Regions from separate parts of the Homo sapiens genome. Here region 1 is linked to region 2. Evidence: chromatin loops called from intact Hi-C (ENCODE). Cell type or tissue: Panc1. All regions are shown on one strand. Links, peaks and the distances in the headings refer to the core of each region. The heading gives the core; the rest is flanking DNA.

Region 1 (2,925 bases), core at 300-2,799, 170 kb before region 2:
GTAATTCATAAACCATGTTCCTTTTTTGCATCCTAATTATCCTTTTTCTCCTTTCCCTTATTTCTTTCCCTGTGCCAAATTATAACCCTATTTATAGTCTACAGTTTAGGGGTATACAATCTTTTTCTTCCCTGTTGTTTCTTTCTTGTAATGAAATTAGTAACTTAGCAAAAGCATGGACGAGAGCTCTTTTTATATACCTGTAAAAATATTGCAGGAAACAATAAACTTTGTAACATTTTAATGGACTAAATCTTTTATAGACTTTGAAGATTTGTTAGAAAAATTATTCATCTATAGGACTACATATACCAATATGTCATTCTTAAGGTGCTTTTAAAAGTCCTCCTTGGCTAATTTTTATGAAGGTAGATAGTAGATACACATATTCATGCGTTCACACACCCAGCCTTCCATCTGTCCATAATATTTATATGCAATGATATGCACAAACCATATGTGTTTCATTCCATGAGTTTCGGTAAGTGCATCTATTTATGTAACTGAAACCTTTATCAAAATAGATTATTCCAGAAAATTATTTCATATTGTTTCCCAGTCAATCTCCAGCTCTCCTATCCCCAAAACACTTTTCTGATTTTTTGCATCGTAGATTAGTTTTACCTCTTCCAGAATTTCATATATATATGCATATATATAGTCAACATATATATATTCAGCATAATTTTGAGACTCATTTATGTTGTGCATATCAGTAGTTGATTTTATATTGCTGAGTGGTATGTCATGTGTTTATATTGATGGACAACTGGACAGTTTCTAGGTTTTAGCTTTTATGAATGAAGCTGCTATGGGCATTGTTTTACAAGTCTTTCTGTAGACATGCGATAGTTGATATTTAGGGGAGAGCTTGCTGGGTCATAGGGTAGTGCATAATTAGTTTTATAAGAAGCTTTTCAAAAGTGCTTCTATATGAGAGCTTCAGTTGTTCTACATCCTTGCCAACACTTGCTGCTCTCAATCTTTTCATTTTTGGCCATACTGGTGGGTACGTAGGGGATCTCTGTGATTTTACATTGCATTTACCTGATGATCAAGAATGTTAAACACTGTTTTATGTGTTTTTTGGCCACTCCTGTATCTACCTTTGTAATGTGTATGTTCAAAACTTTACTCATTAAAAACATAGGTTGCCTCTTTATTATTGAGTTGTAGGAGTTCTTTAAATATTCTGGAGTCATTGTCAGACCTATGTTTTGTGAATATTTTCTCCCAGTCTGTGGTGTCTTTGAAGGAGCGAAAGTTTGAAATTTTGTCTAATTTGACAGAGTAATATTAATTCTTTCTAAAAATGAATTTATCAAGTTCTTTTTCATTTTTGGTTATTGTTTTTGTGTCTTGTCTAGGAAACTCCTGCCTACCCCTAAACTGGGAATATGTTTTCTTCTAGCAGCTTTTTAGTTTTGGCTTTTACATTTGATTCTATTATCTATCTTAGATTAATTTTTACATAGATATGATATAGAGGTAAATATTCATTAAAAACATCTGGTTGTTCCAATAGCATTTATTGAAAACACTTTTCTTTTCCCTTGCTTTCTTTGGCACCTTTGTAAAAGAATCAAAGAACCATATAAATGAGGTGTTTCTGGGCACCCTATTCTGCTTCCATTGAGTTAGTTGTGTGTCTCGATGTCAGTAACACTGTCTTGACTATTATAATTATATTACACATTTTAAGTCAGGTACTGAAACATCTCTACATTTTCTTTCTTTCTTTCCCCCAAAATTGCTTTGGCTAACTTAGGTTCTTTGTATTTCTCTGTATATTTTAGAATCAGCTTCAATTTAAAAAAAGCCTCTGGGATTATATTTAGGATTATATTTAATCTATAGATCAATTTTAGTAGAACTGACAACATTGAGCATTTAAATTTAGGAATACGGTATTAATGTAGATACATCCATTTATTTAGGTCTCTTAAACTTTCTTTCAGCAACATATGTTTTCTTTGTCTTTTTTTTTTTTTTTTTTTTTTTTTTGAGACAGAGTCTCCCTCTGTCATTCAGGCTGGAGTGGAGTGGCGCAACCTTAGCTCACTGCAACCTCTGCCTCCCTGGTTCAAGCAATTCTCTTGCCTCAGCCTCCCGAGTAGCTGGGATTACAAGTGCCCGCCACCATGCCCAGCTAATTTTTGTATTTTTAGTAGAGATGGGGTTTCACTATGTTGGCCAGGCTGGTCTCAAACTCCTGAACTCAGGTGATCCACTTGCCTTGGCCACCCAAAGTGCTGGGATTACAGGCGTAAGCCAGAGCACCTAGCCAGTTTTCAATATAGAGGTTTTACATGTCTTTTGTCAGTTTACTCCAAAGTATTTAGTGCCTTATGATATCATTTTAAGTGAAATTTTTAAGAAAATACACTTTCCAATTGTCTGGGCTGCAGTATGTAAAAATTACAGCTTTTAGCAGAATATAATTTTATTTTTATTAGAGAACTTCTTTTTTAGAAGCATAGACATTGCAGATTGTATAGGCAGCCATGGATAAAATTTAGTCCTTCAAATAAAATTCTAGCCTGAAGGTTAACAAGAATTGGATGACAGCTGCACATAGCCTGAATTCACATGGCTGGGCTTTTTTTTTTCTGCCTCTAATGCAGTGCACCATTGCAGCCTTTTTTTTTTCCCCCAGTGGACTCCTCCACTATCAACTTTCTTCCCCAGAGGAGTGGTACATTATTTGCTACAATCAATGAACCTACATTGACACATCATTATCACCCAAAGCCCAAATATTTTCTTTATGTTTCGTTTTCTTCAGTTTGAGTATGATATGCCTAAGTGTAGATTTTTTGACACGTTTATCCCTCCTTGGTGTTCTCTGAACTTCTTGGATCTGTGGTTTGGTGTCTGACATTAATTTGGGAATATTTGTCATTTTTGCATCAAATATTTCTTCTG
Region 2 (2,925 bases), core at 305-2,804:
GGCTGTCCAGGGAATCGTCACAGGCTGCCCAGCAGCACTGAATGCTAGCTGGGGTAGAAGGTGGCGGTTCCCACATGAAATCCTCCAATTCCCTTGCAGCCAGAGGCAGTCGAAATTTTACAGAGTTAGGAATTGAGAAGGGGGTCAGGGTAGGAAGACAAGGACATGAAATTTCAGAAGTAAACTCTAGAGAGTATAAAAATAAAGAATGCCATTTTAAATGGGACAATTTAAAGTTGAACTTTTTGCGACTATGTGTAGCTGTGGGTGTAATGTATACATGACATTATTATTTAAGGAAATCACAAAACCTGTGTCACTTGCATTTCTACACAGAGACCCATTTCTTCCTTGCAATATCAAACAGAAAATATTATGATATTATGATACAATAGTCACACGCTATTTGAACACATGAAAAGTTTTTTTTTTAATTAAAGTTAACTAACTCTTCTAGGTACCAGTGGAGCCTGCAGCTTCTCAGGTGGAATTAGGGGAAATTTAATTCGCACTTAGTCAGTGACAGAGGAAGCTTGAAATATACACGTTCCTCAGGTAGTTGCATCTCTTACTTCCTGCTCAAGGAGACAGGCTGATGTATTTAATACTGTCCATCAGCAAAATCATGGTCATTGGTTAGGCCACAAAGCACTAAAATGAACTTCATTTTAACATGAATAAAAAGGAAATTACAATTAAAATAGAAACCTATTGTGTTATATCCAGAAAAACTACAATTCAAGAAAGAAGGCAAAGAATTTTTTTTCACGGGCAGCTCCTGAAAATTAATATTCTGTGGCCTAACTGGATTCAATATTATCCTCTCATCCAGAGTGTGCGGAGGGAATTGTGTCAACATTTGCAGCCTCCTCTCCGCAATCTAATTAAAAGCTACACAAAATGATATAATGCACACAGGGTCCTCTGAACAGCTATCACTGAATAATAATGTTATCAATAATGATCATTTAGCAGTCATTTCTCTTAACACTTTAAAAACTGTATCAGTTATTGTGCTAAGCATTTTTTACATATTAGCTCACCGACTTCCCACAATAAACCACTGTGGGAGGTAGTTTATCATAACCCATTTTATGAGTAAGAGCAATAAGGCTCAGCGTAGGGTGACCAACTGCCCAGGATTTCCCAAGATGTGGGGCTTTCAGTGCTCATGGCAGGAAAGTCCTGGGCAAACTGGCATGAGTTGCTCACTCTGTGAGAGTGACTTGCTTGATTTTTAAGTGATAGGGATTTAAACCTCTGCGTCTCTTTGATCAGATTTCCTACCTACTGGCAGGCCAGCTCAAAATTACAGTCCACAATGGCTGAACAGCAAAGACATTCTTTCTAGCATGGTAGTATGGATCTAGGCCAAAATGCAGGAATATTATTTCTTGCGGGGTAATTGAAAATGTCATCTTGCCTCTCCCTGTCCCCAAAACACTGAGCGAGTAAAAGCTAAGCCTCCCTTTCTAACATTTCCAAAAGCCTTGCATGTCCCTGGAAACAGATGTTCAGAGTGATTACACACTCACCTTGGGAAGAGGGTAGAGATGACACAATGGTTGGCCAGTGTTCTGTTTACAAAACTCCAGAGTGTGACATACCACATCAGCATTCATATCTGCGCTAAGCCTGGAGGGAAACGGTGCAAAACAAAGGCTATTCAGATCTCTTAGGCATTAGGAAACAGAAGCTACTGCAAAGAAAGGTAAATCCCCAGAATGGATTCTAATACCCTCAACTCCTTGCAGAGTGGCCTTTGACCCCAATCCCGGGGAGCTGCTGGATGGTAATGATTTCCTGCCACTGTTGCTCTCTCCTGCATTTAGAATGAGGTCCTAAAGGCGAGGATGGGGCATGCACAGCACTGAGCTGCCAGTCAGCCTCTCACGCGAGTGCTGGGATTCTTTTCAGGCAAAGCCACACATAAAATTGGGAAAGAAAAAGTGGGCAGGGACGTAACTTGATGGAAACAATATTTTGAAGTTTGGGCCTTTGAAACATGGTAACCTTATAGTGAAAAATCATTTACGATATAGCCTTAAACACCTAACCTTACTTTCTTAGGCACAATCCAAACAATCTATTCTATTCCCTTATAAACATATTTCTTTTTTCTTTCTTTTTTTTTTTTTTTTTTCCTGCGAGAGGTCAGAGTTTTGTCAGGCCTCTGAGCCGAAGCTCGGCCATTATAACCCCTGTGACCTGCACATATCCGTCTAGATGGCCTGCAGGAGCCAAGAAGTCTGGAGCAGCCAAAGAAAAACTACAAAGAAGTAAAACAGCCAGTCCCTGCCTTAACTGAGTAAAATTACAATATTTTACTATCGTGACTTGTCCCTGCCCTATCTTAGTTGATCATTTGACTTTGTGACATTCTTCTTCTGGACAATAAGTCTTATGATCTCTCCACCATGTACCTTGCAACCCTCTCCTCTGCTAACAGTAAATAACTACCTTTTATTGTAATTTTCCATTACCTACCCAACTCCTATAAAGCAACCGCTTCCCCATCTCCCTTCGCTGACTGTCTTTTCGGACTCAGCCCACTTGCACCCAAGTGAATAAACAGCTTTATTGCTCACGCAAAGCCTGTTTGGTGGTCTCTTCACACGGACGTGCTTGACATTATTATTACTCAAATCAGTCTCCCCAATTATTTGGGAACAGAGTCTTTTGTTTGTTTGTTTTTGTTTTTTTGACGCAGAGTCTTGCTCTGTCGCCCAGGCTGGAGTGCAGTGGAATAATCTCTGCTAACTGCAACCTCCGCCCCCTGGGTTCAAGTGATTCTTCTGCCTCAGCCTCCCCAGCAGCTGGGATTATAGGCACCCACCACCATGCTTGGCTAAGTTTTATATTGTTTAGTAGAGATAGGGTTTCACTGTGTCGGTCAGGCTGGTCTCGAACTCTTGACCTCAGATG

The links. Peaks named below come from ENCODE experiments on the same cell type or tissue, not always from the same donor. Only the 100,000 strongest peaks of a DNase experiment are listed, where the experiment ranks them.
Region 1: it touches region 2 in a loop (3-fold over the local background); 10 of 110 quality-filtered maps call a loop at or near these places.

Annotation. Positions count from the first base shown.
Region 1 is chr7:36,491,085-36,494,009 of GRCh38, forward strand. No RefSeq gene overlaps it. Among named protein-coding and RNA genes, the nearest start is that of ANLN, 100 kb to the left of the region's middle. In Panc1, for the core only: no CTCF peak of the experiment used is centred there; no DNase peak of the experiment used is centred there; H3K27ac peaks cover 713 bases.
Region 2 is chr7:36,657,631-36,660,555 of GRCh38, forward strand. AOAH (acyloxyacyl hydrolase) reads right to left here. Exons shown (of 21, transcript NM_001637.4): 4 at 1,536-1,635. Among named protein-coding and RNA genes, the nearest start is that of AOAH-IT1, 59 kb to the left of the region's middle. In Panc1, for the core only: no CTCF peak of the experiment used is centred there; DNase peaks (open chromatin) are centred at 611, 1,201 and 1,621; H3K4me3 peaks cover 1,114 bases; H3K27ac peaks cover 2,500 bases.